Regions from separate parts of the Homo sapiens genome. Here region 1 is linked to region 2. Evidence: chromatin loops called from intact Hi-C (ENCODE). Cell type or tissue: sigmoid colon. All regions are shown on one strand. Links, peaks and the distances in the headings refer to the core of each region. The heading gives the core; the rest is flanking DNA. Region 1 overlaps LOC105375523 (a long non-coding RNA gene). Region 2 has its middle 56 kb from the start of MTPN.

Region 1 (11,402 bases), core at 2,256-10,255, 110 kb before region 2:
GCAATTGCCCTCCAGCCATAAACAAATCAGAAAAAAATACATAAAACAAAGTTCTGGACATTGGACAACAGGAAGGCCAGGACTGTGATGACTGAAAGAAGTGAACCCACAATGCCCAAGGCTAGGGAATTGTCTGGAGGCCGAGGCCACAGCTCAGGGAGAGGAACACAAACAGAAACCAGCTGTCTCATTAGTTTAAGAACACACAGATCAGAATATAGGTAGGCCACAGTGGCAAGAATTTTCAGAACAGAGAATGACAGAGGAGGAAGAACAGAAAGAGAGAGAACTCTGGATATCTGAAGAGGAGTTCCTTCAAGTCTTTGGTTGAGTACAGATCAGTGCACACATGGGAAGAAAACCCCTGAGGTTGCAGAAGAGGCACCAGAAAGCAGTTGACAGGACAACTGTAGAACTCACACAGGATAAGAATTATCGGTGGTCCCACCAACCAAAGTGTAATACATAGTGCACTGGATAGAGGTCTAAGAAGGATTATGCCTTAGTCGTTGGGCTAAATTAATCCCAGAATAGAGATTGCTCTGGAGCTGCTTTAACAAAGCTTAAAAGCAAGCCTTTAAAGGATCAAACTTATCTGTGAGTGACTTCACTGAACACCAGAAAGAAATCCAACACTCTTTAAAAAAAAAAAAAATGACAAAACCTACAACCCAAAAACGTAAAATTCACAATCTCTAGCATCTGATCAAAATTTCAAGGCATGTAAGGGAGCAGGAAAATGTAACCCAAACCTCAGGTAGAAATCAATTATTAGAAATAGGTCCAGAAATAACACAGAGGATGGAATTAGTAAGGACTTTAAAATGGCTATTATAAATCTTAAAAAGATGTCAACAATGTAAAAAAATGACAAAACAATAAACGAAAAATACCGAAAGGCCCAAATGAAACTTCTAGAGATGAAAAACACAGTAACTTAAATAAAAAATATACCAGATGGAATTAACCGCAGATTAAACATTGCAAAAGAAAAATCAGTGAACTTCAAGGTAAGGTGAAAAACAAATCCAAAATGAAACATGGAGAGAAAAAACCTAAAAAATAAAATGCTTTGTGAGCTGTGAGACTAAACAGTCTAGCATGTGATTAGAGTTCCAGAAAAGGGGTGAGGAGCAGAAAAAAGTATATATGAATAAATAGTGACCACATTTTATTTCCAAATTTTATGAAAACTATAATTCACAGATCAAAGAAGCCTGATAAATCTAAAGGAAAAGAAATAAAGCAAGCAACACAAAGGCTTGTCGTAAATTACTTAAAACTCATGCTAAAGAAAAACTATTTAAAGCATACAGAGGAAAAAAATGTAGAATAAAGATAAAAATGATAATAGATAACTCATAAAAAGGCATCCACGTCAGAAGACAACGGAATGACATCTCTAAAGTGCTTTCTTTAAAGGTAAACATAGAGTTCTATAAACAATGAAAATGTCATTCAAAAAGCAAGGTGAGATTAAGACTCTAAGATCAAGAAAATCTGAGAGAGTTTATGACATCAGACTTACACTGCAAGACATGTAAAAGGAAGTCTTTCATCAGAGAAAAGGAGCTTTCATCAGAGGAAAGGAAACCGTAGTAGATAGGAATGTAGATCTAAACAAAAGAAAGATGAGCAACAGAAAGGGTAAATGTCTGGGTGAAAAATTCTACCTAGGAGCACCAGACGCGGTGGCTCCCACCTGTAATCCCAGCACTTTGGGAGGCTGAGGCAGGTGGATCACTTGAGGCCAGGAGTTCAAAACCAGGCTACTCAACATGGTGAAACCCCGTCTCTACTAAAAATACAAAAATTAGCTGGGTGTGGTGATGCATGCCTGTAATTCCAGCTACTCTGGAGGCTGAGGTAGGAGAATCCCTTGAACCCAGGAGGTAGAGGTTGCAGTGAGCCGAGATCGCGCCACAGCATTCCAGCCTGGGTGACAGAGCGAGACCCTGTTTAAAAAAAAAAAAAAAAATTCTACCTAGGCAACTCCCACTTTTAACTATTGGGAACTAATTAATTTGGACTAACCCTCACCTTTTCAATTCATTCTTTAAACAAAAGCCAGGATAATCTCAGAAAATCATAGCTTCCCTTGGTTCTTAGGATAAATGTCCTTACTGTGAACTTCAAGTCCATACATGGCTTGACTCTTGCCTTCTTTTCCAGTCTTACTACTCTCCTCTTTGTTCTCTGTGCTCAGATCGTGCTGACCTTCCTTCAGTTCTGCTATCATAACAGGTTCCCTGATAGGCACTCTGACACCAATGAACTGTACAGAGACATTTTTGGAGGAATCTAGGAAGCTTTGATTGAAGGCATGGTATTAGATGATACCAAAGAATTACTGTTAATCTATTGGGTGTGATAATGACATTGTGGTTATGTAATAGTATACCTGTATTCTTTAAAGCTGTATGTAGAAGTAAATGACACAATTTCTAGAATAAGCTCTAAAATATTTAGGCAAAGTAGGCCAGGCAGGGTGGCTCATGCCTATAATCCCAGCACTTTGGGAGGCCAAGACGGGCAGATCACGAGGTCAGGAGATCAAGACCATTCTGGCCAAAATGGTGAAACCCCGTCTCTACTAAAAATACAAAAATTAGCCGGGCATGGTGGTATGCACCAGTAGTCCCAGCTACTCAGGAGGCTGAGGCAGGAGAATAGTTTGAACCCGAGAGGCGGAGGTTGCAGTGAGCCGAGATTGTGCCACTGCACTCCACCTTGGGCAACAGAGTGAGACTCTGTCTCAAAAAAAAAAAGAAAAAGAAAAAGAAAAGAAAACTTAGGCAAAGTAAATAAAGGGATAGAATTTTAAAAGTAGAAAAACCTGCCTGCACAATTTCTCAGTTTGGATGATGAATTTGTATCAATGATTATCCTTCCTAGTTTGGATATGTTTAAAGTTTTTCAGAATAAAAACATTTGAAAACAAATGAAGTATTTCATTTGCTGCAAAATTTCATTAAAAACACACAGGTTTAATCAACTATGCTTTTAAATAGCCATAAAAATACACTGCAATCAGCAATAATACTTATGAAAATGTGTTCAGATAGGGAATGTTAGATTTAACATTAAAAAGTAAAAGCGTAGAGAAGTATTATGGAAAAAAATGCCATACTCATAGCCATGAAATAAAAGTAATTTTCTCTACTTTCTTATACAAATATAATAAGAAAAGTAATATAAATGGCAATAAAATCACCTGAATTATAATAAAACTAATATAGCTAAAAAATATTTTAGGCTTCTGAAGTTTAGCAGCACCATCAATGAGAGTTGTTTAAAAAACTGAGGAGAATATTACATACTCATTTTTCTAACTTTCTATAAAAACTATTTACAAAACATTTTTCAAAGAACACTTTAAATGAATGGCTCTGAAGTACACATGTTATCACTGAAAGTTCTTTTGAAGCTAGGACCAACCCAAAATGCTGAAATGTACTAATTCTGTAAGGGGTTACTGACTCCCTTCTATGTTCCAGCCACTAGCAAAATGCGGAAGAGAAACCAAAGACACATAAAGCCTTCAAAGATGTTTTTGGTAAATTCTCCAAGAGGTGAAGTTAGGTTGGAAAAACTAGTTCAGATGTAATTTGTTTAGATGTAATGAAAATAACTGAAGTTTATGAAAATCATCTGTAAGAAAATGAAAATTAAGGAACAAAATACAAATATAAATCTGCAAGTATAAATATGCCAGAGTATATGAAAATACAAATGAAAATTTCAACCACAAAAGAGAAAAATGACCAGAGAAAGAGAGAGAGAGAGGTAGAGAGAGATTCCTGTTATCAAATGAATCTCAAGTATTCTGCCCAAATCAAGGTAAAATTGTGGATCTCTAGGACAATGACTCAGCCAAGGTTGCCTGGAACTGCTCTTGCTCTGTCCCTGTCCAGTAAGTTGACTGTCTTTTCCCTTTGCTTATAACTGAGACCCCGTCTTTGAAATAAATTGAATCCTTGTCATATTGGTATGTTTTTTCCCTAGAGTTCTTTATGTTTCCAGTTCCACAAATGCCCATGGCTTAAATCACTCTCCATGTTATGAAACAAATAATTCATTATTTCATTGTTATTCATTCGATTATTCATTCAATAAATATGCTTTGAATACTCAGTATGGTGTCTGTTTTAGGGCACACGTTGGTGAAAATGGGGTCTCTGCTCCCACAGAGATAACAGAAAGAGTTAACAGTTTGATATACAAAAGGAAATATGAAGCTTCTTCACAACAGGATTTCAGATATCCAATTTTCAAGCCAGCGTCTCCAGTTTATTGATAGAGAGGTGACTGATGTCTAAGGAACACAGGACCCATATTATTCATGTGGTTGATTCCAAAGTCAACCACACAAATCAGTTGTCTTCAGGTTGCTGAGGATAAGAGTCACAGCCATGCGACTCACACCTTTAATCAGACAAAACGTACCCACAAAAGTTTTCTGAAAGGTAAACAAAGGAAGTTTTAAGATAGAATCTGACATTGTTTTTCACTCAATAAAGAAAAGTTTATTGAATATAATAACTGACATTCAGTCAAAAGAAATATCTCCTTGGCTGTACAGGTTAATTAATCAAAATTGGATTTCTTTTTTTCAAAACAACATAAACACAGCTAAGACATAAATTATAAATTCAAAGAATATTAAAGAAAAAGAAACTGTCTCAGACCCAGAGGGCTAAACTGACTTATTACACTAAAGATTACAACTCAAAATAAAAGCTGGGTTAGGAGTAGTACGTGGGTCTCCCAGTACCCACTATCCTGAGTTTTTTGTTGTTGTTGTCATCGTTTTAACAGAATTCCTCTATCAAGGACTAATTTTACCTAAAGACAGAAAATGAGTTTATAGTTTATTTTCTACATTCCTATACTTGTCCAAAACAAATTTCTCCTACATAAGAGTCATCACTTTATTTACCTTTATGCACAAAGGAGAAAGCAGTAAGACCATGTATCTTCTAAAGAAATGTGCAATAATATATTTTCCAAAGTTACAATGAATAATTTGGATGGATACTCTCATCTATGATCATCAATTAGTACGAGGAGCTTTTAGGAACTGAAGTCTACATTCTGTAGGCAATACACTAAAATTTAATGTCCAGCTGTCTCAAAGGATTTTTTTACAGAAATCCTTCAAGGGCAAGTTCATTATTACCAAATCCACAACAGAATTTTATTCCTGTAAATGTTTTCAATCTCCAACTTTACCCAAAATATTTCTTACAAATGACCCTTTGCACTTGAATTTGCACAGTTCCTTTCTTTACTGGAACTGCTCGTGGTGAAGTTCTGTAGTTCCAAAGCTTTCAGACAAGATAATTTGCTAGAATCAAAACGAAAAGTGTAAGGCCAAGGAAATTTAATACTTTATTTTTAAAAATAGACACTATTTACATTTTTACATCTGAAATGGGAGGCCTATAATTTTCTACCTCAACAACCATCTGGAATTTATGGCTGTGTCATTTTGAAAGGTACACATAAGGCAGAAAAGAAGCAAAGAAGAACTCGGATACATTTTAATATATATGGTGATGGTGACCACAGAGCTACCACTCTTTATTCATTTGTTCAACATTTATTGAACACATACTATTACTATGAACCCAGGCAGAGTTCTAGGAGCTTGGGATACATCAATGAACAAAACAAAAAATCCCTTCCCTTATGAAATTTCATTGGAGATGAGGGAGAGGACATACAATAAACAATAAACCTGATAAATGAGTTAAGCATATCATTTGCAAGAAGTTGATATGTGTTATCTAAAAAGGAATAATCGGCTGGGCACAGTGGCTCACGCCTGTAATCCCAGCACTTTGGGAGGCCGAAGCAGGCAGATCATCAGAGGTCAAGAGTTCGACTCCAGCCTGGCCAACATGGTGAAACCCTGTCACTACTAAAAATACAAAAATTAGCTGGGCGTGGTGGCGGGGGTTTGCAATCCCAGCTACTCAGGAGACTGAGGCAGAAGAATCGATTAGAACTGGAAGGCAGTGGTTGCAGTGAGCCGAGATCGGGCCATTGTACTCCAATCTGGATGACAAGAGCAAAATTGTCTCAAAAAAAAAAAAAAAAAGGAAGAATCCAGCAGGGTAAGTGGCATCTGGAGTGTAGGAGTCAGTGCAGTTTGTAGTATTAAAGAGAGTGGTCAGGCTAGAATTGTTGAGCAAGTTAGATACGAGCCAAGACTTGGAAGAGGTATGCAGCTAAATCAAGTAGATGTCTGGCAGAAGAGTATTCCAGGCAGAACCTGTTAGTGGGAGAGAACAGGGTAAGTTTGAGGTTGCCAGTGTGTCTCAGGAGAGCAACACAGTGGAAGACTAGTAAGAAAGAAGGCAAAGAGATGACAGGGGCCAGATCATGATGGATGTTATGACTTTGCCTTTTGCTCTGAATGAGGTGGAGTTTTAAAGAAAGGAGTTGTCTTGAACTGACGTGCATTTAACAGGATCACTCTGCTGCTGGGTTGAAAACAGTTTGTAGAAGAACAGGAAAAGTAGAAGAGAGATTATTTATGAAGCCATTCCAGTAACACAGGTAAGAGATGATGAAGGCTCAAATGACAGTGATTACAGTGGATTGGTTAAAAAAAAAAAAACTTGGATTCTGGATATAATTTGAAGATTTTCTGATGGATTGAATGTAGGATGTGAGAGAAAGAGAAAACCCAAGATGACTGCAACATTGACTGGAAGAATCAACTTGCCATCAACTAAGATTGGGAAGGCTACAGGTGGAATACGTAGAAGGAATCGTCGCATAAAACTCAAGAGTCTGATTTCGCACAAGCTGAGTTTTGAGATGTTTATTAGACCTCAGAGTAGAAACACTGAGTAGGTAGTTAGACAAGCAGAGAATTTAAGAGAGAGTTCTGAGATAGGGGTGCACATTTAAGTGTCATCAGCATATAGACCTTATTTAAAGCCAAGGATCTGAATGAAATCACCAAGCCAGTGTGTAAGCAAAGAAGAGGACCAAAGTCTGAGCTCTAGGACTCTCCAACATCAAGAGGCTGGCAAGAAGAGAAAATAGCAACAGAGGAGACTGAGAAGGAGCAGCCACAGGGCTAAGGGTCAAGCCAGGACTTGCCAAGTGGATGAGATGTGTCAAGGAAGAGAGAGGGACAAAATGCTACTAATGAGAAGAGGCCAGAAGACTGACAAGTAAAATTGGCAAAGTGTAGGTCATTGCAGGTCATTGGCCTTACTGAGGGCAATTTTGATGGAGTCTCTGGAAATGGAAGCCTGGTGAGAGTCATTTAAGAATTAATGGGAAGAAAAAAATTGGAAAGCATAAATTTTGCTACAAAAGAGAGTAAATGCATACACTAGCTGATGGAGGAAGTAGAGGGAAGAGAATATTTTGTTTATGATTTTTAAAGTAACAGCGTGTTTAAATGCTGGTGGAAATAGTCTAGTAAAGAGAGGAGAGAGGGATGCCTAAAGAAGAGAAGGAAGAATTGCTAGAGCAATATTCTTGAGTAGGCAAAAAGAAATGAGATCTTGTGAACAAGTGGAACACCTAACTTTACGTAGAAGCGAAGATGCTTTATACGGGAACAGGCAAGAAGGCACAGGGTGTGGATGCAGGTGTAGGGAGGTAAATGGGATGTGAGCTTCTATAAATTCTTGTCTGATTGCTTCAGTCTGCTCAGTGAAATAAAAGTTTATCATATGAGAATGAGAACAGGGAAGCAAAGCGGAGAAGATGGGAAAGAGTCTTCTAGGTGAGCAGAGGAGGAAGGGAGACAAGATGAATAGCACAGTGCCCTAGCCACATCAAGAACCCACTTGAGGTTTATGGCCATGAGTTTAAAGTGAGATAAGACAGCATGAGTGTGTGTTTTCTCTAGAGCTATTCAGTTGCATGAGTGCAGGCTTGGAAAGGCAAATAGATTATATTTATCCAGGGTTGTGGCTTTGCCAACACCAAGTAAAAAGAAGCCAGAGAGAAGCAAGGGATTTATGGTGAATGCGCAAGAGTAATTGTAATGATGGACCTTGAAACTGAAGCCTAAGACTTAGAGTAAGTCAAAAGCCATGCATGTAGGTCATCATCTGCCCCTCTGTTTTTGTCTTACCTTAGGTTTTGAAGGACAAGACCATATTTTCTACATTTTCTATAACTCTCTACAGCAACTAGACCTGCATCCATAATGACAACTCAATTAATATGTATTGATTGTCTAGTCACTTCTAGGTGTGAAAATGTAGCAGGCTCTCCAGTCTTCAGTGATCCTTTCAAAGATAAGCTCCACTAGACTTGACAGATGGTCTATAATTTTTATATTTGAAACACCATATGTCAAGTACCAAAGCTCTATACATACTTAGCTTTGAATTTTCAGGTTTGGGTGATAATGTATTTGGTAGCACCTGTGCTTCAAAATCTGCCATCGAGAAGCTTCTATTTTCTCCTCCCCACATATTCATCACCTCAACCAGATGCTTCCAATTTCCTGCTTCCTCAGAGCACGGTCTGGCCATCCCGGGACCGAATCCCATTTCATTGGGTATTACATAAGAGCCCTGGTCCAGGAGCACAGAGCTGCCGTCTGTCTATTCCCCTCCTTCATTTCATAGAGATCACTTGGTTCCTAACTGCTGTTTCAGAAATATTTGAAGGATGAATTAATTTTCCGCAGCTTCATTGAGTGCTTCATCTCTGACCCTTTCGATTATTGGTGCATGTGATTCGGGCTTATCTACCTAGGCACAACTGCTGGCACCTGTGTTCTAAATCGTAAGTACAGACACTACTAGTCTTCTTTAAAAGATATGGAAACTAAAACCCTGTGACATTCTTATCCTGCGTTACTCAGTATTAACATCATGACATAAGAACTAAAGTTATTCAGATTCCCACTTGAATATACTTGAGAAAACAATATTTTTAAGAATGCATCACCATTTAAGAGGTAGGTCTTCAAGCTGCTGACCTGAAGACAAGCCATATTGCCAATGATTCAAGTGAAAATGTACCTCCATTATAGATGCCCCATCACTTAACTCAATCTTGATTTTTTTCAGGCACAGAACCAGTGTTTCAGCAAAGGTTTTTACCTTATTTCCCTTTGACTTCCACTTTAAAAGCTAAACTACTATCTATTACAAATTTAAGAGTTGGACATGAATATAATAAAATCACATCATAAAATGTAGCAAACAACTTCATTTAAAGGCAAACATTCTATTTGGTACAGGGCAATCTAGAATTAATGATACAATAGCATTAAGAGGTGTGCACAGTTTTTTTAGTGTCACTAAATATACTGTGCTAGACTCTGAGGATACAGAAACCAAGGGAATAGACAGAGTTCCTGCCCTCAAGGATTTACTGTCAAGGGGGGGAAGACAAACATGTAATTACAATGAAGTCACATTATAAAAGTATTTCCTATCCAGAATTATGAAAAGATCCCCTAGACTTTGAAAATTGCATTCTTGTTGATAATATTTCTTCTAAATTAAAAAATGCTACCAAATAGAAGGGACAAAGGAATAATTTAGTCCAGAACCAGGAGTCTGGGTAACTAACTCATTGGTCTGTTGCTGTGTGTGGACATAGAGATCTTCAGAATTAACATAAGATTTATCTCAAACACTTTCATTCTTCTGTATTGACATCCAAGGATATTTCTTTACAATACTGACCTAATGTTTACCATTTGTAATTACTTCTTTCTAAGCATCTTCACTTATCAATGCCTGTTATGACATTTTTGGCAAAAACCACATTCATATAAACAAAACAACCAACTCTTACACATACAATTATCAGGCATTCAGAATAGGCCTTTCCATACAGAAATGTGGATGTAAACTGAAGCGATCCATATAACTTAAATAGAGTTCATTTTATGCAGTGAGTGCGTAGTTATCTACTTGTAAATTTGCAGGTATCATTGAGGCTCCTCCTTTTCTACTATCAATCAATTGTGACATTTCTTAAATGGGGAAGGGAGTCATTTGGTTCCACTGTCAGAGATATGCAAATAGAGGAACTCTTCCACTTTCAAACACGCTTGATCCACAGTTTTGTTTAGTAGACTGGCCCAAACAATTTAATTTGATTTTTAAAAACATCTATTGAATACCTACTGTGCATAAGACATAGTGGTTAGCTATGAGCCACCAAGGAAATTCATTTGGTGGGCCAATATGCTTACCAGTCCCACAGAGAATGAATTTGAGAACAAGAGCTACTTCTCTAATTCCCATCAGTGATTTGCACAATGAGAACAATGTTTCTGCACCGGAAACAACTTCCTGTCATAGAGATGGATGGAAACGGTACCTAAAAACTAGAATTCTGTATCTTTTTGTAATAATACATACTTTTTCAGACTGACGTATTGTGCTTAAAAAAAGATTGAAGTTTTCCTCTAGATCAACTCCTTGGATGGGAAGAAAATCAGATGTCCTATGAGTGACCACAGGTAAAGAGAAATGGGAAAACATTTAAAAACATAGCAAGTCATGAGTATTTGCAATTTGTTTGTCCTGTGTTTTAAAAGTGAAAACTCTGACATTTTGTTTCTAGTAGCCAGATTCCTAGTCTACTGAAGATGAAATCCCACAAAAAGATTAGAAAATTAAGATCTGTGCAGCTGTTTATCCCACCTAACAAATTCCAAGACAGGGAATTTAGCCATTGCAGAATGCAATAGGAGAAAAAAAAATGTGCTTTACCACCACTGACAAATCGATCTTATAAGCTTGCCCTGTCTCCTTTGAAGCCAGTGTCTAGTAATTAACCCTTCCATCTGCCAGCATCTTTTCCACACTTTGAGTCAAGAGACATTTCACATTCCTAATAGCTGTGATTTCAGTAGGCCTCCTGCTAATGATACTTTTTGTTTCCGTTCCCATTTGCTAAAATGCTTTCCTCTAATTTAGTGACCTGAGCAGGGATATTAAGAAGAGTAGAAAACAATCATTCAGAAACTCATTAAAATATCTCAGTGCGAAATGAGAGTGACACACACGAGGAGAATGAAAACAGTGTAAAGGACTAATAAAGATTTCAGAGTCATTATAGCTGCTGTCAGTCTGGCTTTACTCAATCATAGAGGGACTCTGGAAAAAGAAAAAAAAAGTCAGCGTGGTGTTTAAAAACAGTCGGAGCTACTCAAACGATATGTGAAAATAACCTTGTACCATCTTGACTATATGCTCTACCAGAAAATCATCTTTAAAAAGAAATCCATCCTCATCTTTATAAATTCAAATGCTATTTATATGAAAATTGACTTCTGTCTTCCTGGACAGCATTCTGGTGTAGGCTTACAAGTACAACATCCCTGGAGACGTCCACCTGGAGTTGTAATAAAACCAGGCTGTTTTTACTTATTGAAGAAGACTGTTTTCTCTAGT
Region 2 (11,402 bases), core at 1,402-9,401:
AAGATAGCTAGATTCAGGTTTTCAATAACATTTATATAATATCCGCAAGAAATTGTCTCTTGTTCTCCATGTCTCATCTCTCCATCTCCTGCTTTCTTTTCCCTGGATTGGCTTAACTTTCCGGCAGACTTACCCCATATGGGAACAAAGATGACCTCCTGCAGCTCCAGACTTCCAGGCCCTTAGCTTTCAAACTCTAAGAATGATACAATGGCTCAGTCCTGGTAGTTCTGGCAAAAATCCCAGGACTGGCTCTCATTGATCTGGGTTTGGTCATATGGCCAGCCTTGAAGCAATCTCTTTAGCCAGGATACTTTGATGCTATGATGGGCCTATGTCACATTCTCACCCTTGGAGTCAGAAAAATGAGGTCAGCTCCACCTGATATACATGGACTAAGGAGAGTAGTTCTCCAAAATGAAGTTGGGGTATGCGATAGTTCATTTTATTGTCATTTTTACTGGCAACAACTCAGGTACTCAAATATGTGGCCCAACAGTATTCTAGACGTTTCTGTGAGGTATTTTTTAAATGAGGTTGACATTTACATCAGTAGACTTTGAATAAAGTAGATTATCCTCCATAATGTGGGTGAACCTCATCCAATCAGTCAAAGGCCTAAGGAGAAAAAAACTGATCTCCCCCAAGAAAGAGGGAATTATGCCAGCAGACTGCCTTCAGGCTTAAGCAGCAGTATCAACTTGTTCCTGGTTCTTCAGCCCGCTGGCCTGCCCGGCAGATTTTGGACTTTCTGGCCCTCCACAATCACATGAGTCAATTCCTTAAGATGAAGAGATATATATATATATATATATATATATATACACATATATATATATACATATATATATATGCATACATCCTCTCTGCTTCTATTACTAGATAGAAAATTGATAGACAAAGAAAATCTACTCAGTGATTGATAGTTTTACTTTAAAATCTACCTACTAAAACAATCAGTTCTATATTAAGTGGTAAAATAGGACACACGTGTCCATAAACTCTCAGTCACAAAAGCCCATGCAAGGGTAAAGGCATGATTCATCCAAAGTGATAGATATAGTTTGGATGTTTGTGCTTTCCAAATCTCATGTGGAAATGTAATTTCCAGGCCAGGCACAGTGGCTCAGGCCTATAATCCCAGCACTTTGGGAGGCCAAGGAGGGCAGATTATTTGAGGTCAGGAGTTTGAGACCAGCCTGGCCAACATGGTGAAACCCTGTCTCCACTAAAAATACAAAAATGAGCCAGGAGTGGTGGCGGGTGCCTGTAATTCCAGCTACTCCGGAGGCTGAGGCAGGAGAATCGCTTGAACCGGGGAGGCGGAGGTTGCAGTGAGCTGAGATTGAGCCACTGCACTCTAGCCTGGGCAACAACTCTGTCTCAAAAAAAAAAAAAAAAAAAGCAGACATGACATGTAATCTCCAATGTTGGAGCTGGGGCCTGGTGGGAGGTGGTTGGGTCATGGGGGCAGATGCTGCCTGAATTGCTTGGTGCTATCCTTGTGATAGTGAGTGACTTCTTTTGCTGAGTTCACATGAGATCTGGCTGTTTAAGAGTGTAGACAGTGAAAGCCCGTCTCTACTAAAAATACAAAAAATTAGCCGGGCGTGGTGGCAGACACCTGTAGTCCCAGCTACTCGGGAGGCTGAGGCAGGAGAACGGCATGAACCCGGCAGGCAGAGCTTGCAGTGAGCCGAGATCGCGCCACTGCACTCCAGCCTGGGTGACAGTGAGACTCCGTCTCAAAAAAAAAAAAAAAGAGTGTAGAACCTCTCCCCTCTCATGCATGCACTCCCACTCTCACCATGTTACACTGCCTGCTCCCACTTTGCCTCCCACCATGATTGGAAGCTTCCTGAGGCCTCACCATGAGCAGATGCTGGGGCCATGTTTCCCGTACTGCCTGCAGAACTATGAGTTAATTAAACCTCTTTTCTTTATAAATTGCCCAGCCTCAGGTGTTTCTTTACAGCAATGTAAGAACAGACTAACATAGTGATTAAATAAGTACTTATCTTTGAAATGCAGTTTTCTATTTTATTTCAGACATAGAAGATAAAGGCAGTCTAGAGGCTTCACCAAGCCAGGAAGAACAGACGTGGACTAAAAAGTGACTCATGGATGACAAAAGACCTGTAAATAGCAAAAGCAGCTGATGGCACCACAGAAGCTGATACAGCTGACAGGATTCCCAGCCAGGGCTGAGGGCTCAAGTAACCTCTAAGTATACTGAACTTGCCCTCAGGATTCTCAGAGTTAGCGAGGAATGCTTGTAAGAGATTTTAGGAAACTTTCAACTATTTATTCTTCGGGTTTGTTGTTGTTGTTTGCTTGAAAACAGGATCCTTTTACTAAACTACAGCCAGCATATCTTAGCAAGTGAGAAAATTGATATCAACATTTGGGTAGCATGGGAATTGATTTTTCTTAGGTCTTTGGATAGGGCACACACTACTTTAAGTGAAACTATCTTAAAAATGAATCCAGGTCATTTCAATCTATGACACAAAGGTTATACCATGAAGCTTACTATAAAGCTTTTTCTAAAGGGCAGCTGGGAAGATAACCAACATTCTCCACCTACCGTAAATAACTAGCAATAATAATTTTTAATATTTCATACAGACTGCCTTTCACTGAGGCACAACAACTCTTTTTTAAATAAAAGCAACAATTTCAGGAATTTTAAGTTACTGGCCTTCTAGTCACATCACCTTGCAGTCCAGTCCGTACCAAGAAAAGTTGACATGCTGGTACCATGCCAACACCACCTAAACAGAGCTAACTTCTCATAAAACCTCCCTGAGGAGGCAGAGAGTAAACAGTTTAGATTTCAAACTACTCGAGTGAAACATGCTGCTTACAAAGAAAATATAAATAGGGAACAGAGATGATGACAAAGCAAGTCATAAAAACTAGTGCAACAAACCTAACTTGAAAGTAATTTTCCTTTACTGATATTGTTTGACTATATCCCCACCCAAATCTCATCTTGAATTCCCACGTGTTGTAGAAGGGACCCGGTAGGAGGTAATTGAATCATAGGGACAGGTCTTTATTGTGCTGTTTTTGTGATGGTGATTAAGTCTCACGAGATCTGATGGTTTTAAAGAATGGGAGTCTTCCTGCTCAAGCTCTCTTCTCTTGTCTGCTACCATGTGAGACATGCCCTTCACCTTCCGTCATGATTGTGAAGCCTCCCCAGCCACATGGAATTGTAAGTTTATTAAATCTCTTTCTTTTGTAAACTGCCCAGTCTTGGGTATCTTTATCAGCAGCGTGAACATGGACTAATACATATACCAAACAAAAATGCAAAGGATCCCCCACAAATTCAACTTCACTCTTTGCAAAATGTCATAGCTCCAAAATGATCACAATATATAGACAAAATTAAAACTCAAAAAGTGAACAGGAACGATAGAGTGGTAAAAAATGAAGCAGGATAAATAGACATCATAAACAAAAAGATAATTTAAAAAATAGTAAACTATGAGTATTAAAATGATGAAAATGAATAGATGATATTAGGTAAAAGAATAGTCTAGAAGAACTATGTAGTATAGGAATAGTTTAAAAATAAAAAAATTAAACAATTCTCATAAAGGAAGGAAATAAAATTACAAATGGTTCTAGAAATTCAGAAGTCCCATGATTAACATCCTAACAAGAGGTAAATAAGGTCCCTTGGAGTGACTGTTCATTATTCTCCCCAACTGCTGAAGTTTCAGGGGTTCCTTATTCCTGGACAAATATCCCTAAAGAGATGCACATTGTCCATAGGATGCCTCAAAGTAAGGTCTGCACATGCACACATATGTCCATCACAGTGCTATTCATAATAGCAAAGACATGGAATCAACCTAGGTACTCATCGGCGGTGGATCAGATAAAGAAACTGTTGTACACTTACAACATGGAATAACTACATGGTCATAAAAAAGAACAAAATCATGTCCTCTGCAGCAACAGGGATAGAGTTGGAGGACATTATCCTAAGCAAATTAACGCAAGAACAGAAAACCAAATATAATGTTCTCACTTCTAAGTGGGAGCTAAACATTGAGTACACATGGACACAAAAAAGGGATTAGACACTGGGGCCAACTTGAGGGTGGAGAATGGGAGGAGGGAGAGGACTGAGAAACTACCCATCAGGTACTATGCTCATTACCTGGGTAACAAAATAATCTGTACACCAAACCTCCATAACGTGCAATTACCCATGCAACAAACCTGCACACATGTCCATGCTAAAACTAAAAGTTCGAAAGAATTTTAAAAATAAATACAAAGAAATGTAGACCACATTCCCAACTACTACTCAAAACAAAAACAAGAAGAAAAGAAATCACATTACAAATAGCACATACATTGAAGGCAACTAACTTCTTCTTCTTCTTTTTTTTTTTTTTTTTTTAGAGGGAGTTTCGCTCATGTTGCCCAGGCTGGAGTGCAATGGCGCAATCTCAGCTCACCACAACCTCCGCCTCCCGGGTTCAAGCGATTCTCCTGCCTCAGCCTCCCGGGTAGCTGGGATTACAGGCATGCGCCACCATGCCCAGCTAATTTTTGTATTTTTAGTAGAGATGGGGTTTCTCTATGTTGGTCAGGTTGGTCTCGAACTCCTGACCTCAGGTGATCTGCCCGCCTCAGCTTCCCAAAGTGCTGGGATTACAGGCGTGAGCCACTGCGCCCAGCTGGCAACCAACTTCTTAATAGGCTTTTTGGGGAGGAAAAACTGGGCTCTAACAGGGACCTGCTTAAAACCCTATGCTCCTAGAGAGCTGGGCCACCAGCATGAAGCACAGAGACTGGGGGTAACTGGCTATTAAACTGAACAGAGCTGAACTCTACCAGAGACCTCCAGCTTTATGGAAAGTGCATGCTAACAGTGTCATCAGCCTGTCCCTTTAATCTCAAAACACCTCACCAATTTGATTCTCTTCCTCAACATACAGCCTAGAATATGTCTTATCTCAAGCTTCTCAAGCTACAGAAGCCAAGGCCCTTCCGGTTTTTAGCACCTAAATGACAGTAGTGAGGACTAAGATGAGAGGTGGACCAAGGTCACATACTGAAGAGAGCATAAGCAGGACACTAGAGCATCGTACTTGGCAGGGTTTTTCAAAGTTAGGTTGTTGGACGACCTTGCCTCAGAATCTCTAGGGGTGCTAGGTCAAAGTGAGATTCCTGGACCACATCACAGACCTAACAAGTCAGCATCTTGGAGGTACAGCCCAGGAATCTGCATTTTAAAGAAGACCGTCCCCTCACCTCCCACCCCAAATGACTGGTATGCTCTACAACTTTAAAGATGTATTGTCATTAAGGGAAAGTGGAATCAGGGTAACCTCGGGGCGAGCAGCCAAGGAACAAGGAGAAAAAACTGGGGGAGCATCCAACAGCAACAGCAGGGACAAAAGGAGACAAAGCCATAGAAGCAGAAAAGCAATGTGACGGGTCACAGTAAATTTTCTGGACTTAAGTAGGACTTCACTGGAAAAGCTACAGTCCCCTTGCCCCTACAGGCATGCCTCTGCAGCTATTAAAGGCATGGTACTCTGACAGATTACAGCTCCTTGCTAATTAAATTGTAAATCTTGTTTCAACTGTTTAAGAAAATCAAGGACACTAAAATGCAGTCATCTCTAAGCTAGAGTAGAGCAGCTGTCTTATCTTGAAAGAACACAGCACCCCAGCAGAATCTACATCAGAGGGAAAGCAAAGAGTCCCTGGGAGCTGGAGATGAGACGAGTGAGCTTGATAAAGTGCAGTTAAATGTTACCGGAACACTATGTACTAAACAAAGTTTCAGTAACAATCTGACAGCCTGCTTTTCAAATTTAAAGCCTACTCAAAAGGTCAGACTGCCGCACATCTCCAATCTCCTGCTCAATTCTAGATAGCTTCTAAAGGCCTGGGTCTCTCCTGCTTTCTGAACTATAACATTAGTGTTTCTCAATCTACTCATTTTAATAGAGTACTCCAGAGCCACACATCCAGAAGGTTCTTCAGAGGTCAACTTGCTATGCCTCTACTTTAAGAAAGAGCTCAGCTACAAACTGTGTTTACAAAAGGTATCTCTGCTTGTCCTACTAGTTCATGCCAGGGATTCGAATTAAAATGCTCACATTTTTATTGAAAAGACATTTCTCACACACTCTCACCCAAATGTCAACCTCCTGCAATGGGGAAAAGGGGTGATACATATTAGTCAAGGAGTTGGTGATGGGAACCTTCTTTTACCTCTCTTCAAGTTTCCATGGGACATCATCAATATAACACACATGACCTCTCCCCACGCACTCACTTATTTTATTCCATGGTAAGTGGAATGATCTATATGATGAGTGAGTTTGGAAAAGAAACAAAGCAGGCATTCTTCAGCCTTATTTTCCCATTTCTCTGCTTGCTGGCAGACACCTCTGGTCTGATGCTCTGTTTCATCAGGATTGCAGAGATGTCCATGGTTTTCTAGCCCTACCTAGGTAGGTGAGTCTCCCCAAATTGGAGAAAGGAGCCAGGAAATTATTATTGCCATATGCCTGACCCACATTCTCCAAACTAGCCTTTATTACTAATAAAGGGGCTATTTGGAATTTCATCTGCCTTACTCATTATCTCTCTCATAATTGGTTCAGAACTAGGTGGAAAGAAAGTGGAGTAGTGTATAGGTTGCCCTCAAGTCCCCAACATTTGGCTTCTATTATACTTTCGGTTTAGGAAAGACTCAGCATAAATCTTTTTGGTTAGAGGAATAAAGGGGATCCTCTCAGCCTAATGCCAATAATTCAGACCGTGGAGGAGAATCACCTCCTAACACAGCTACATTACATGCATTTGAGGGTGATTATTGGTAGAAAAACAAAAACAAACCAAAAATGCGCCAGTTGCACAGGACTTATGTAGGTACGTAGGTAAAAATTACTATTCCATTTGTAGACACTATTGCTCTGTGATCTACCCTTTATTTTTGGTTGTGAGTGGACTAAATATAGGTGCTCTGTTTGCCATTTCCATAATGTTTGCATTTTCTCGCCTCCAGACCTTCGTACACACCACCACCCATGGAATGGCCTCTGTTGGGGCCACGATTGTTCATGTGGAAAATGCCTGCTTATCCTTCAGGACTTATTTCAGATTTTAACTCACCCTGATCTTTTCAGAGTTAAATACTTCTTTGTCTTACTATAGCATCTCATTTATAACTCTATTAGTGTGTGTGTGTGTGTGTGTGTGTGTGTGTGTGTGTGAGAGAGAGAGAGAGACAGAGAGAGAGAGAGTCCTGCTCTGTCATTCAGGCTGGAGTGCAGTGGCACAATCACGGCTCAGCAGCCTCAACCTCCTGGGTTCAAGCGGTCCTTCCACCTCAGCCTCCCTAGTAGCTGGGACCACAGGTGCATGCCGCCACATCCAGCTAATTTTTTTTTCTGGTTTCTGTTTTGGTTTTGGTTTTGGTTTTGGTAGAGATGGGGTCTCCCTATGTTGCCTAAGCTGGTCTCAAACTCCTGGGCTCAAGTGATCCTTCTGCCTTAGCCTCCCAAAGTGCTGGGATTACAGGCCCTCACTTTTTTCACGTCTTTCCCTCCTCTCAACACCTGCACCATTACACTGGGAACTCTGGAAAGCATAACCATCTTTTATATCATCTTTATCATCCCCAACCCCTAACTCAGTGCCTGGCATATGGTAATGCATAATAAATATGTGAGGAGTGAGAGGCAAGTAAAAGAAGAAAAGAGACAGAGACATGGGCACAGATACAGAGAGCCAGGTAGAAGACAGAAAGAGAGAAACAAGGATAAAGACACACAAAGAGGGACCAGAAAGGTGGAGAATAGGCATGCGGGGGGATAAAAAGAAAGGAAGAAAAGAAAAATAAAGTCATAACCACATAGTCTCCCTCCTCCTACCAAAATACTTGCTAAGGTCTTACTGAACTCTAAGGATAGCTATGAATGGGAGAAAACTGGCCAACACAACCAAGGACCATGACAAATGTAAGTGGCTGAAAAGCAAAGGGGATGCTTTGAAAAACTCTGCCTAGAATCCAAGCAGATCTGCAGAACCGCACTCTTGTTGCTAGCCCAAGTGTAGGAAGAAGAGAGAGCTTACGTGCAAAAGGTATACATGAACCCTCCCACAAGTGGAAGCTTTCTATTTCGACTGTGCTATGAAGAAATGATTTATCTGCTTGCTAACAGCATTTCCCAATCCTTCTTGTTTCATTATTGATATAAAGAAGAAAAGAGTTTAAACTGATTCATTTTTTCTTTTGACCTCTAAACCACATTTGCTTGCTTACCTGATTGTGGAACTTTCAGGAGATTATTTAAACTTTCAGGTTTGCATCATAAGGTACTTTTTCTGTAGGCATGCCATAAATCTGCGAGATGAACTGTGATTCATTCCTGTAGGTATTAGTATGTCATTATGTAAGCATTGCCAATAATGAAAAAAAATTACTAGCAAATGTTATGGCAAAGAACAAATAAAAGCAGCTATATCTAAGTATTATATCTCTATATTATAATAAAAGATGGGCTGTGTATAAAGAAGTAATTTATAACAGCTCACAAGCAACTCAACATTTTTCAGATGATTATCAGCCAAATTGTCATGTACCAAATAGGAAATTAAACAAAACAAAAAGTCATACACAGAAATAACCAATTAGAGATTCTCCTCTTTACACTGTTTTCTGAAATGAATTGGATTATTTCTCCACAAAGACATAGTAGGCTCACTAAGGAGGACCACGGTATGTACAAAGCATTTCCCATGTGTACCACAGCGTGTCTGTATTAGGCAGTCAAATCCTAGTGGCCAAGACCTAAGTAACTCCTTGGTTAGCATTTATGACTACAGTGTGTGTCAATAGGCTTTTATGTTTCTTTGTTGGTTGTTGTTGTCATTTTGGCAAGGGGTGCTATTTTGTTTTGTTTTGTTTGTTTTGTTTCAAACTCTATGCAACCAACATTTATTAGCAGCTCCTGTTTGGCAAATACTGAGCCATACCCTAAAGAAACTTTTTAAACACGAGTAAGGCTCAAACCCTGTATTCAAGGATCTCATAGGTCTTTCGATTTTGGCAGTGCTACAAATACAGACATTCTGTCTGCTGCTAGCCTAGGCCCCCATGGAGCTCCTGGGAAACTTAACAGAGAGCAGGCATAGAGGTCCAATCTGCCACCCTCACCCTCTCCCTTTATCATCAAACCTACCTGTCTCACCAGTTTCAAATGACTCTTCCAACCCTTATTTTATTTACCTTTGTGTCAATGCCATTTGTCTATTTCCAACATCCCTCTAAGCAGATCATATGTGTTTTAAGTACAAAAATAGGTCTTACTTATTTTGATGTCATCTAGAGCAAGGAATTCAGTGTGTAGATTAATAAACTGTTTCCATCTGTCTTACCTTCCTAATGGTATCATGAGTTCTTTGAAGAAATAAACATTTTTTGGTGATAACCAAATACCTCATACAAAAATATTTGGTTATCACCAAAAAAAAAGAGAGCACTTCAATGATGGAAGGTATTATATAACATAACTATTAAGACTAGACAATCTCAGGGTGGAGGAAGACCTTCAGCTCTTATTTTGAGGGGTAAGGGGAACTGAATTCTCATGCTCTGGACCTAAATGTGCCCCCTCCATCAAAAATGTTTGGTTTGTCAAATTCATGGGTGGAGAATAAGGGAATTCCCCAAGGTGTGTATGAGCATTGCAGAATAATGGTTCTTAAGTGTGTAGGGCTCATGAATGGGCTTTAGCCAGTTCATTAACATGTACCCAAAACATGTTTGTGTGTGTAGATGCATTTTTCAATGCAATTATTACATAGCTTGGACTAGACACTCAAGGGAATCTATGACTTAAGATAAAATTAGGAACCCCTGCTGTTAGATAATCTTAGCATAACTACTGTTTTTCCCTAAAAATCATTGGAGAAAATGTTCTTCCATGAATTAAAGTGTCCAGAAAGAGCATTATACATGGGGTGAATATCACACTTTGTAAAACCAAAGAATAATAATAATTAAAAACAGAGAACTCAGAAAGAAGAGAAATGCCTTATACCCAGAGGCACAAAATAGTAATGTGCCCTCTGAAACAAACAATGACTAAAAGCCAACACATGCTTGTTTTAACACCTAGGTTTGAGATATATTAGAAAAAAAATGTCATAGTAATTAACCTTCTACCTCCCATCCATATTCACGGGGAGAAAAATAAACAAAAGTTTAGCAATTGCAAAACTCAGGGAGCCAGATATACCCAACTATTTCCTTCAAGAAAATTTTATCACTGCTTTCCATTCTACTCAAATGATCACAGTATAGCCTAGTACAGAAAGGAAAAGATCGCTGACCTACTGCTTTTATATAAACTAATTTCTTCATGTGTCTTATTCCTTTATAAAGCAAATTGAGCCAGGCACTGTAATAGGTGCTAGAGGTAGAAAAGACATCCCTAACATCAGGGAGTTTGCAATTTGAAAGAGAACAAGATAAGGAGGCAAAATTCAAATAAATAAAATGGTTTAAATGGTTATATGTTATGTTTAATGCTATTGTGGAGACAAACAAGATTCTTAAGTTTAGAATAGTCAAGGAAGATCTTTCTAAAGAAGTGTTACTTAAGCTAAGACAAAGATTGTTAAGAAGAGCTGTAGACATACATAGAATGAGAAAAAGATTCTACAGATGAGAAAAGAACATGTTCAAAGACTATGAAACAAGACAGAGCATGGAATTTTTGAGAAAGGAAAAAGAAGAATGGATGAAGTCCATCCACTAGGGAAAAGAAAGTTAAGACATATGATTGAAGAAGGGATGAGATTATGCAAATCCTAGAGATGATGGTTTAAACCTCAGACCTTGTTCTAGGTACAATGGCAAGTCCCTGGAGAGTTTTAAGCAGGCCTGGGGGTGACCTCATACAATTTCTGTTTTAAGCACATTACCTTTAATAATATGAGAAGAATAAATTAGTGTGGGAAGACTAAAAGATATTGATCTGGAATAAATGGTAGCAATGGAGTTCAAAAAAAGGGAGATTAGGGCATATTTAAGAAATACAACAAACATAATCTTCTGATAGATGAGACTTGTGCAAGAAGAGAAAGGAAGGAATCAAATATCATTCCTGGGATTCTTGGAGTAGCCAAGAGGATTGTGAGGCCATTTGCTGAGATTGAGATTTGTGGGAAGTGTTAACAATGCATTTTGAACTTATAAATTTTGCCATATCTGTGAGACACTCAGGTGGAAATGTCAAGTAGGCAGCTGGATCTGCAAGAATGGAGTTCTGATGAGGGATCAGGGCAGAAGGTATGTTTGGTAGTCTTTAACATTAGGACCAAATTTGTTTGGTATTTGAATCCATAGA

The links. A loop is a pair of places that touch in the nucleus more often than their neighbours do. Peaks named below come from ENCODE experiments on the same cell type or tissue, not always from the same donor. Only the 100,000 strongest peaks of a DNase experiment are listed, where the experiment ranks them.
Region 1: it touches region 2 in a loop (5-fold over the local background); 3 of 110 quality-filtered maps call a loop at or near these places.

What each region holds. Positions count from the first base shown.
Region 1 is chr7:136,139,218-136,150,619 of GRCh38, reverse strand. All of the region lies in intron 1 of LOC105375523 (a long non-coding RNA gene), which reads right to left. Among named protein-coding and RNA genes, the nearest start is that of MTPN, 170 kb to the right of the region's middle. In sigmoid colon, for the core only: no CTCF peak of the experiment used is centred there; no DNase peak of the experiment used is centred there.
Region 2 is chr7:136,027,943-136,039,344 of GRCh38, reverse strand. It overlaps a transcript of LOC105375523 not described here. Among named protein-coding and RNA genes, the nearest start is that of MTPN, 56 kb to the right of the region's middle. In sigmoid colon, for the core only: no CTCF peak of the experiment used is centred there; DNase peaks (open chromatin) are centred at 5,404 and 5,704; H3K27ac peaks cover 149 bases.